Regions from separate parts of the Mus musculus genome. Here regions 1 and 3 are each linked to region 2. The links are chromatin contacts, found by Hi-C or POLR2A ChIA-PET in ENCODE. All regions are on one chromosome and are shown on one strand. The core of a region is the stretch at or near the end of the contact, and the rest is flanking DNA. Distances in the headings are between cores, read along the strand shown.

Region 1 (3,735 bases), core at 1,100-3,599, 78 kb before region 2:
ATACATCTGGGGAAACTGAGGCACAGAGAAGAGCATGACTAGTACACTGGATTTAGAACAAGACCACATGCCATGGAACAGCATCTTCTACTGCCTTCCTGTGGCACTCTGTAAGCCTTTCTTTCCCTGGTCACTTGAAATCAACAGGCAGCCACAGCCAGGGTGGCATTCACAGGCCTCTGTGCCACACCTGAACTAGCATGGGGCAGCACTGTGCTGTCACACCCCAGCAGCACCCACTCTGTCCCCACCACAATTGGGAAGGAACTTCTAGCCGAGGACATAGTACAGGTTGCCAGGGGCTCCCATCACTTGCCCATCTGGACCAGTATCACTCCCTGACACTCATCCATGCCAGGTTCCAGAATGGTGCCAGTCATCCCAGGGGTGGCACAGTGGAATCTTTCCCTGTTGACAATGAAAGCCCTGACCTGCCATATGTACACAGCAGCCACACTGGGACCCATGTGTCTCTTCCCGCTCTCCTCTGTCGATGAGGGTGAATCTCTGTTGTGCATGCATTAGGCTGGCCAAAGCTAAGCCATGATCCACAGGTGGGCCAGACAACACTTGTGCTCCATTTCCAAATGGAGCCCAGAGCACCCAGCAATGGCAATGACCATCCACACTCCTGAGGGGCTGCTGCATGTGGGGTTTTCCTGCTTAGAGGGGAACCGAAGTTCCAGGTGAGCAGGCCAAAACTGGGAAGGTGTCCCAGTGCAAAGACCATCAGACACGCCATGGTTCAAACCCCAGTCTCCTTGCCATAACAATCCCAGCCCTCCTCCCCTGGGGACAAACACTACAAATACAAATGCAAAGTGTGGGCACCTGTGCTCCCTCTGAGGGCCCCTGATTACAGGAGACACAGAGGTATCAATTATGTCCTGAAAGCATGAAATTAACCCGCACACACCCAGCCATTATCCCCACCGCCATCAGATAAATGTCTGGAGGTCCTGCCAAGTCTGAGGATGCCCTCTCCTTACACCCACATCTCAGGAGGGATCCCGCCTCCCATACCACTTGCTCTCAGTTACTCTCAACATCCATGGTAGAAGCCCCTCCTTCCTTAGCTAGGAGGGAGAGGGGACAGTCCCCTGGGAGGAGGTACTTCAGGCTAGGAGCCTACAGTGAGCTGTTTCCAAGCTCATTCCCTCCCTGTCCACTTTCTCCTAGAGGAAGCTGCTGTACCCATTGGTTTATGCAATGTAGCCAAGGGCCACACTGCTGCTAGTAGTAACTTTGGCTTGGGGGTTAGGGGGAGTATGCTGGAGTCAGGGAACCTTGAGTTCAAATCCCTATCACTTGTCAGAGCTCAAGTCATTGAAGTCTGGTCATCCCATGGCTCCTGAAAATGGAGGCCAACCCCTCTCTCTTGAGGAATGAAAGGATCAGCCCTCCCTGCAAGCGGAACTCTTGAGGCTGTCAGATGGGTGCATTCTGAGATGATGTACAGATGCTTCCTGAGCCAAGGCCTCCCAGCTCTAGATCTCAGTTTCCTTCTGAGCACAGGCGCTGCTGGGTTGCAGGGACGTGGGATTTTCCAGCATCACACAGAGGCGGTCAGATCCCTGTGGGTGGGTGCGGCGAGAGAGGTAGGGCTGAGACGCTCAGAACTGAAGGGCTATAATGACAACAGCGCACAGACAGCTCCGGGACTGACACACATACAGGCTCTAGCACTCAGATCTGCAACGGCGAACCTGGGGAGTTCAGGGTCTGCCAGACGCCACCACCCAGGCTCTGCGGGAACCGCGCAAGGGCGGAGTCCCCTGCTGCAAAGCTCCGCCTGTCATCACACCTCTCTCTACGGTTAGGACTGCGGCGACCCAGAGCCCCTTTCCGGGACCTGGATCCCTTTACTGAAGCAACCTGGGACCCCCACGAGAAGCAAGGAGTGACGCCCGCCAGACAGCCCTGCGCAGCCACCCTAGCTGGCACGGTGGGAAGAAATTCCGGCATATGCCGCTCCGCGCCCCCGGCTTAGAGACAGAGGCTGCAGGCCGGCCTTTCGGGGCTGCACACCCTGGAGAAAAAGTTGGGTGGAGCCGCTGGGCTCAGGAATTGGCTAGAGGAATTGGCTACGCACTGCAGGTGTATCCAGTCCTCGAGACCCTACTGAGGTTGCCGCTACGAACCCGCGGATTCCGGGTCGCAGCTCTCACCTGCGCTCATGTCAGCGGCAGCTCCCAGTAGGGTGGTCCCCGCGCTGCGACAGCCCGAGGACCGGGCGGGCAGGTGCGGCGCTGGCAGGATCCTCAGCACGCTTGAGGCCAGCGGCTCGGCGCACACAGTACCCGCTGCCCGCAGCGCCACCGCAGCTCGGGGCTCCCGCCCCGCCCCTTTGCCCCGCCCCTCAGCTAGGCCACGCCCCTTGTCGAGCCGCGGGAGGGTCGCATCCTGGGAAGTGTAGGCGCTGTGCCCCGGCTGCCCGCCTGCGCGCCACCGCAGTTGGACGTGCGGACTACAAATCCCGGCAGGCTGTGTGTTCCGCTCAGGCGCAGACTGGTGGTAGCGCAGGTACCCTCCTGCACCTGCTCCGAGAGCTCTGCAGAGCTGTCAACAGGGTCTAAGGGAGGCGTGTAGGACTGTAGCTCATCTCAGCACTGGACTCTCAAAGAAGGAGGCCCAAGGAAAAGCGATCTTGGAGCAACTCTACAAGAGTGATGGAAGGTCTCAGCAATAGACCTTCCCTTCCTTACCAATGCACAGAAAAGGGGAAACTGAAGCGGAGGGGGAGAAGCGGGATAGCGAAGCAGGAACAGGATTTAATCACACACACACACACACACACACACACACGGCGAAGTCTGGATTTAATCACACACACACACACACACACACACACACACACACACACACACACACACACACGGCGAAGTCTGAATGGGTTGGGATCCAGACGCAGGTGTCTGGACTCCAAAGATAGGCAGCCTCGCCTTATGCCCCAGACGCTCTCCCGGCTCGGCTGACGCTAGGCGGTGCACACTGAGGAGGCTCTGGCACATCCTGCCCTCTCACCATCCTGCCCATACGCTAATCGATTCCCTTGTGACGTCAGGCGTCCAGCGCAGGGCGTGGAAAAACAGACTGAAAGAAAAGCATAGGGAGGCGCAGGTGGATCCTGCCTCGTATCGGTGGTGACAACAGGTGGGCACAAGAGACTACAAGAAGACAGCCTAGAGAGATGAGGGAGCACGGATGCGCAGGGCCCAGAATGAGAACATACAGGATCTGCCACTGCATGAACAGGCACAGGCCAGGGACGTTTGGCCCAGGTCAGGGCTGTTCCATGTACTACTGAGGCAGAAGCAGAAATTCCTCCCCAGTGATCAGTATTGTCCATCTATTTCAAAGGGGACCAGGAGGCCAAAGGCTCTGGTAAAGAGGAGAAGCCCCGAGGAAACAGCACATTTCTTTACATCCTATAAACCAAGAGACTCTGCTGGCAGCTGTACTTCCAGTCTCAGATGCCCACAAAAGAACGGGCTGCCTCTGGGATCTCTTGCCCAGAAACCTTGCTAATGGAAACTAGTTTCTACATGCTCCAAAAATGTGTTTTGACTCCACCTGCCTCCATTGGTTAGACCTAAGGACAGTCCCTATCCTTTAGGATAGTTCTTAGGAGCCTGCAAGCTCATGCTTATGTGTCCTAGCAACCTCTGAGATCCTTGAGTATTCTGATATTATTTCATAGTGCTGTTCCAGTGCCTCCCACAGGCTTGCGACGGG
Region 2 (3,513 bases), core at 839-3,338:
CATAGAGCTCCTAGGAACAGCTAGCGGCTGCTTCTGCCCTTCTCAGCACCCCCATGAGGGAGTTCCCAAAGGAGGGGCTGTAGACAATGTCTTATATCATCACCCAAGCAGGGCCCACCCTGTGAGTCACTCACTAACATGAGCTGAGGAACCTTATCACATGCCATGTGTGGCCAGGGATGATCTTCGAGGTCCCAAAGCCATGTTAACTATGACCTCATCTGACATGACTCTGGGCTGAAGCAAGGGTCAGGCATAAAAGTCTGGAAGCCAAAGTCTGGCTCTGTTGTTCTACTATGGCCAAGTCAGAAGGACAGTCTGGGGTGCCCAGGAGGGAGGCAGACCCTGGTACACCCTAGCTGCAACCAGCTCTATGCTGGTTCATGGTGAAGAACTGCAGTACATGGAAAGGGGAAAAACACAGGCTGATGGGGCTGGATGGGTCAAGCCAGCCACCCACCACAGTTAGAGAGTGGGCATCAGGGAAGAGTCAGGCCAGAGCCCACTCACACTGTTGGATGACAAAGGCTGTCAAGTGTCTGATGCCTCTTTCTGTCCTGAGAGTAGGAAGAGCTGCCCCTACCCTGGTGGACTACATAGGAGATGCCAGGCCCTTGCAGATCAAAGGCCTGGGGTCACTCAGACTCCAGAGAGAGGCCCAAGGTGTCCCTGTGACTGAGTGAGAAACTGTAAAGGGCTAAGGCAGCAGGGGGAGCCACTGCCCTGCCTTTGCACAAGACTCCCTGGAAGCTTCCAGAACAAAGACAGAGCCTGGAATGGACTCCCTCTTAGAAGCGAGGCTACAGCTGTGTCTATCCTTTAATTCCAAGCCTCGGCTTCCCTTCTGTACAGGTGACTGAAAGCATTTATGCAGCCATAGTAAGGGTCAGGTCAGGTGACCAGGGAGGATGATGTGACCCAGAGGGAAAAAGTTGGACTCGAGACCTCGGACAAAGCGAATGTGAGTGAAACCTGTAACTCACTGTCATTTTCCAGCCTCACTCTGAGGCCCCCACACTCACCCCAGGGGTAGGAGGGCACAGGGAACCTACTCAAACATGTGGAACAGCTTGCCATGACATACACGGTAGAGCAAAACCTTGTTTGCATCATTTCCCCATCTGCATTGGAGAAGTCCGGAGGGAGACCTGGCCTGCACTTCTGTTAAGAGAAAGTAATGCTTTCCCCCTCCTCACACACAACACCACAACATCACTACCCCCCCCCCAATACACCACACACACATACACTACCACCTCTACTAGGTGAGTGCTCACACCTGGAACCCCACTTCCTTTTTTCCCAAACAACTCAGTCTGATGAGGCCACTCTGCTTCCTGGCTACTGGGCTTTTCCCAGACCTGGAACCAGACTGCTCCCCAGGCCTTCCTCCTCTGCCCTCCACCAACATCCATCCAAGGTATGTGTGGCTTTATCAACTCATGGAAGCAGAGGTGTCACCATACCACACCACACCACACACCCTCCAGTGTGCTACCTGTTTCCAGTGCTGTTGAGAAACTGCAGAAGGTAACAGCTTCCTGCCAAGCTACTCTACTATGCTTTCTTTCCCTCCAGAGTTGCACACCAGGTTCTCCAGCCCCTGGAACAACGGATTCATTCAGTCTAGGGCCACCTCCCAGGGAGGCTCTGTTGGGTCCTCTGACTCCTGAAGCTCCAGCCACTAGCAACTTGACCTCCTGTACCCTGCTACCTGTCCTGGGTCTGAAGTAGCTTGGTGATTGCATGAGGAGGCACCAAAGTGTTGGGGAAAGTTGAGCAGGTGCTTTCTGTTCCTGCACTGCCTGGTGTCCTGGTACTGCCTGGTGTCCTGGCACTTCCAACGACTCTGAGGTAGGAGGTGCTCAGTAATCCTTGTAGAAGAAACAGAAGGACAACAGGCAGCAACCAGAGTTCTAGATCTGAGAGAGCCCAGAATAGATCCAAGGCAGATGGCCCCCCTCCAGCTGAAGATGGGAGGAAGGGAGCACCTGGCTGCTTTCTAAGTATCCGCTCCAATGTTGCCCGGTGGAGTGATGCAGAGCAGGAGGGGTCTAGGTTTGGGGCCTTGCTGAGCTTGGCTGCTCAAGTAGAGTAGGGGTTCCTCTGTGAAGGAGAGCTAGGGACAGAATTTGGACTTGTTCATGTCTCTGGGGTTGCGGTCAGGTCCCTGGCTAGGACTGGAGTATTCCGAAGCAGCTCCCCTTTCCCAGACCCTCATTCTGGGCCGGCAGACCTGTCACCCAAAGTGCACACCAGGCAAGCGGGGAGCAGGAGGCTCCGGGTGGGTCCCCACCAGCCGGGGCGGGGTCCCGTGGGGCAGGGGCGGGGCTGGCGGCGGGCAGGGCCGCCCCTTCCAGCGAGGGCAGACTGTCTTGGCCTTTAAGCGCCTGCTGAAGCTCGGCTGAGAGAGGCCCGGGTCAGTCCCCACACCATGCCCTGTTTGCGCTCCGGGCCAGAGTGCGCCTGAGCGGTTCGGGCCTCGGTATCCCCGCGGGTCTTGCGCCGCCGCCTCTCCGCGATGCAGGCGCGCGCGCTGCTCCCCGCCACGCTGGCCATTCTGGCCACGCTGGCTGTGTTGGCTCTGGCCCGGGAGCCCCCAGCGGCTCCGTGTCCTGCGCGCTGCGACGTGTCGCGCTGTCCGAGCCCTCGCTGCCCTGGGGGCTATGTGCCTGACCTCTGCAACTGCTGCCTGGTGTGCGCTGCCAGCGAGGGCGAGCCCTGCGGCCGCCCCCTGGACTCTCCGTGCGGGGACAGTCTGGAGTGCGTGCGCGGCGTGTGCCGCTGCCGTTGGACCCACACTGTGTGTGGCACAGACGGGCATACTTATGCCGACGTGTGCGCGCTGCAGGCCGCCAGCCGTCGTGCGTTGCAGGTCTCCGGGACTCCAGTGCGCCAGCTGCAGAAGGGTGCCTGTCCCTCTGGTAAGCTCCACCAGGAATCAAAAAAGCCTTACTCTGAGGAAACTGAGGTCCAGGGGAATCTGTCCACTTCCACTAGGCAGCCTTTTAAGAATAGTTCACACAACCCTCTGGCTTTCTAGATGGGGAAACTGAGGTCCCCAAGAGATAAATGCTGTCCCCAAAGTCACAAAAAGTTAGACTTAAACTCTAGTGTGGCAGCCTGGTAGCGTCTGGTGGGCTGTGAGGCTCTGACCCAGCCACACTCCTGTTTCTTAGAGTCCTCCAGTGACTTACAAGGGAACGAGCGTCAAGCAATCTTTTCCTGGTCTCTGTCTTCAATTCCTGCTCTGTTTTCTTCTGTCAGGCTGTGCTGGGTGCTGGTTCTGTGTGCCTGTCTTGGGCCTGGCTGTCTGAGAGGCAGAGGGTTTTCAGGGTGGCCAGGCACCTGCATTACTCTGCTCCCTTCATGGTTGTGTTTGGTGTACTCTTCTCTGCTCTCCCATGTGACAGATACTATTAACATCAGGTTCTGGGCAGAAACCAGTAAGAATGGAATTGTTCTTTACAGATTGAGCCATTTGTAAGAAAAAAATCTTTTCTGGCCTGACTG
Region 3 (3,562 bases), core at 121-2,620, 100 kb after region 2:
GTGGTGACAGTTTTTTTAATAGTAACAAAATCCATAAAGTAAGTATTTTTAAAATACAAGGATGGGTACCAACAGGTAGGTGGGTTAGAACAATGAGGGGAAATTGCTGGAGACATTTTTAGCCTTCATGTTGGTGGAAGCTAATAGTTTGTACATTCCAAAGGATTTAACAAATACTTTGTTTCGGACCTCAGGTAACAAAGTAAGAAATGAAAGACCCACAACGTGAGGACTCCCCCACGTTCTGACTCAGGAGAGGCGACACCCCAAAATCACCCACAAGAAACGGGCCTGTTGCAAAATGCAAGAGGATTTTTATTCAAGAGCGCTCTCGGGCCCACGGTCATACACCACGAAGGGGTAGAGGACCGTGGCGCCCCGAGTAGCTGAGTAAGGGGGTATTTAAAGGAAGAAACCACAACTCAAGGAGGTGGGAAGGGCATTGTTGGAAAATAACAAAAATACCAGTTAAGAGTCACAAGGAAGTGCAAAGTTACAAGAGTCACGAGGAATACCTGGTAATTGTGAGGGTTATTTTTCAAAACAGTTTCTAAGAGCCCCTAACAAAAGCACATTTGTATATGGCAATGGTCAGGGTGACTTTCTTTGAATGAGCACTCTTTGAACCCAGGAAGCGGGTGGGTAGAGGAATGTCGCTATCTGTTTTATGATTAGCATACCTTTACAAAGGCCACATTCCCAAGCCTGGGCCTAAAGGCCTAGAATTCTGTTTTTACTTTGTTATACTTTCAGAACGTCTGTGTTATAGGTTTCTTATGTTTTCTGATGCCAGCTTTATCTTTTGGGTTGGTAGGAGGTTACTTTCTGGCAAGTTAATGTATTCCAGTCAAAGAATTTGGAGTCAGACACAGGTGGGCAATGCATGGCTATAAAGGAGCTAAATAATCGCCCAAGGTAATGCTAGCTTTGGGTCCGCATTCCAATTCTTTACAATCATGAAGTTGTAGTTAGCCAACCAGCTTTGTAGAATCCTTCATATAAGTGTGGCTTTCTGCTGAGTGTATCAGTTACGTCTTGTTTGCTCAAGTAACTTCCTCTCCTCTCAGTATTATTAGCTTTGTCGTGAGAGGTGGAACCTCTGGGGGCAAAATTTCATTTAGGGGGCACGAATCGGATGTACCGCTTGGGAGCTCTTATTTCCAAGCAAGAAAGCAAGCAGAGAAGGGGTTGTACATTCAGTCGTTGAGGACCCCAGGAGGCTGTATCCACTGCGGCCCACACTCTGCTCCTCCCGCGTCCCAGGCTCCGCCAGCGGCTCCGAAGCTACCGCCCAGCAAAAAGGACAAAGGGATGGCCTTCCGGGTCCAGGCTCTAACTCCCGTGAGTCAATGCGCTTCCGGGTCGCGTCATCCCAACGCGCCGAGCGCGCAGCCATGGAGGAGCTGGGTAGAGTGCGGCTAAGCGATCCTGATGCCCTGCTACCTGCAGGCTTCTGGGCCGCCGTGACCGTGTGGCTGGAGAGGCCACAGGTGGCCAACAAGAGGCTGTGCGGCGCCCGCATGGAAGCCCGCGGGAGAACTTTGCGGTCCCACGCCCAGGCGGAGTGTGGACCGCGGCAGGGACAGGGACACGGGCTGGAGAGGGAACCCGGACAGGCTTCTCCTAAAGGAGAGCCAGAGTCGGGACCTAGGGCGAGCCGCGAAGGCACCGCTCCCGCGGCTGACCTGAACTCGCTATGGGACCGAGTCTCCCAAAGCCTCGTCCACGCCAATCCGGAAATGCTGGCCTTCCTCTGTGGCCCCTCGTTGGGTCCTCAGCCTGAAGCCGCGCAGGAGCTCGACCTGATTCTCAGGACTGTCATCCCGAAAGCGAGCCCGCACTCCCCACTCACAGAGCCGAAGAAAGAACTGGTAGTGCAAGGTAGGAGAGTAGTGGGAAGAGCGCAAACAGACTGAAAAGCGTTCGCTTTTTGAGACAGGGCCTTATATGGCCTGGAATTCGCTATGTAGAACAGGCTGGCCTCGAACTCACAGAGATACACCCGCCTCAGCCTTCCAAGTACTGGGATTAAAGGAGCGCCACACCACCCACCACCCAGCTCTGGCCTTGTATTGTCTAAGTGCTAGCTATAATGGTGTGTCCAAAGTGTAGAGCCCTCTCCCCAGTGCTGGACAGCCACTAAGGACTGGAAAGCATTACTCTCCTGTCCATCGCTGCTCAGTTCTACTTCCAAGGGATCCGTTTAGAGCAGTTATGACCTGATAGCCTTGTCTTTCCCCCTCAGATGTCTCCAGTGGGAGTGTCACCTTTTTGCCCTTGGAAGAAGATAATGAGGGGAATTTGGAGGTTAAAACGAGCAACGTGTATCAACTCCATCTCCATCACAACGAAGGAGAATGGTAAGAGCTGGACGCTGCTGTTGCACCACTATGTGATGCCCATCCCGGATGTCCTATCAGCAGTCAACTGGAAGATTCTGGGGTACAGAAGAGCCAAGGTCTTGTGTTGGTTGGCTGATCTCAGATGTATACTATAGTCACCACTCTGCTGGTTCCTGGCGCTGGTACTGGATTGGGGATCACAATGTAGCCAGAGTCCTTGATCTCTATATTCCATATGCCGGTAGGGGTGTACAGCAACTAGCTGGGGTACTCTGTTAGTCAGCTTTCTGTTGCATAATACCCAAGGGAGTCAACTTAAGGATGCTTGAGGGCCAGTGAGATGACTGTGCATAAAGGTGCTCGTTTCAAATCTTACAAGCTGAGTTTGATCCCTAGAGCCCACATGTTCTGTGAGCTGTCCTCTGTCTTTTAAACACACACACACACACACACACACACACACAGATATAGATGTATGTGTATAATTTTAAACGGGTATCATATTTTAGTTTGTGATCATTCCCTCTTTGGTTTTGGGGCCTGTAGTGAGGAACTAGGAGCATAAGGGACCATGGACAAAATCTGCCCTTAAAAGCCCACCGCCAACACAACTCCCTGCTTACTCCAACAAAACCTCACTCACCCTCTAAGTCCCCACCACCGCCAATGTCCCTTAAGCTGAGTGTATCTACGAGTTAGCCTGTTGATGAGGTTGGTCCTGTCATGGTCCAGTCACCTCCCCAAGGTTCCACTTTTAAACTCAGCTGAATTGGGGACTGAGCCTTCAACATAGGAGCCTTTAGGGGACTTTTTATCTAGACCAAATTCACATGAGCTCTATCCGATTATCATACTGCTATTTGTGTATCTTGGTCCAGAGTAGGGGGTGGAATATCCTGTCATAGTTTAGAGTCCCTCTTATAAAGTACAGGTTTGTCATTCAGTGGTAGAACACCTGCCCATTTTGTGCCTTAGCGAGGTCTTGGGTTTGATACCTGCAACAACAACACGCACACACACACACACATGCACATGCACACACACACACACACACATACACATACACACATTGAAAGAATGCTGTAGTTGCTCCTCCCTTCTGGGAAAATGAACATGTCACTTAGGACTAAGGATTGAAGCTAGCATTCTCATTGGTATTTCTCTTATTTTTGAAGGTTCATATCTGTTTTAATTTTCTGTCCAGAGAGATGGCATTCAGA

What was found. A loop is a pair of places that touch in the nucleus more often than their neighbours do. ChIA-PET counts read pairs that join two places held with the same protein, here RNA polymerase II (POLR2A).
Region 1: POLR2A ChIA-PET joins it to region 2 with 12 read pairs in embryonic stem cell. The contact joins the promoter of Ablim2 here to the promoter of Htra3 in region 2. POLR2A ChIA-PET finds 5 or more read pairs at or near these places in 4 of 5 experiments (Patski and embryonic stem cell).
Region 3: POLR2A ChIA-PET joins it to region 2 with 18 read pairs in Patski. The contact joins the promoter of Trmt44 here to the promoter of Htra3 in region 2. A Hi-C loop is called at or near these places in 1 of 37 maps with a recorded cell type or tissue (CH12.LX). POLR2A ChIA-PET finds 5 or more read pairs at or near these places in 2 of 5 experiments (Patski and embryonic stem cell).

What each region holds. Positions count from the first base shown.
Region 1 is chr5:35,756,494-35,760,228 of GRCm38, reverse strand. It overlaps Ablim2 (actin-binding LIM protein 2), which reads right to left and starts at 2,349. Exons shown (of 22, transcript NM_001177696.1): 1 at 2,169-2,349. The coding sequence starts at 2,178.
Region 2 is chr5:35,678,355-35,681,867 of GRCm38, reverse strand. Htra3 (HtrA serine peptidase 3) reads left to right here and starts at 2,088. Exons shown (of 9, transcript NM_030127.3): 1 at 2,088-2,924. The coding sequence starts at 2,522.
Region 3 is chr5:35,572,878-35,576,439 of GRCm38, reverse strand. Trmt44 (tRNA methyltransferase 44) reads left to right here and starts at 1,370. Exons shown (of 11, transcript NM_030208.3): 1 at 1,370-1,881; 2 at 2,246-2,360; 3 at 3,518-3,562. The coding sequence starts at 1,395.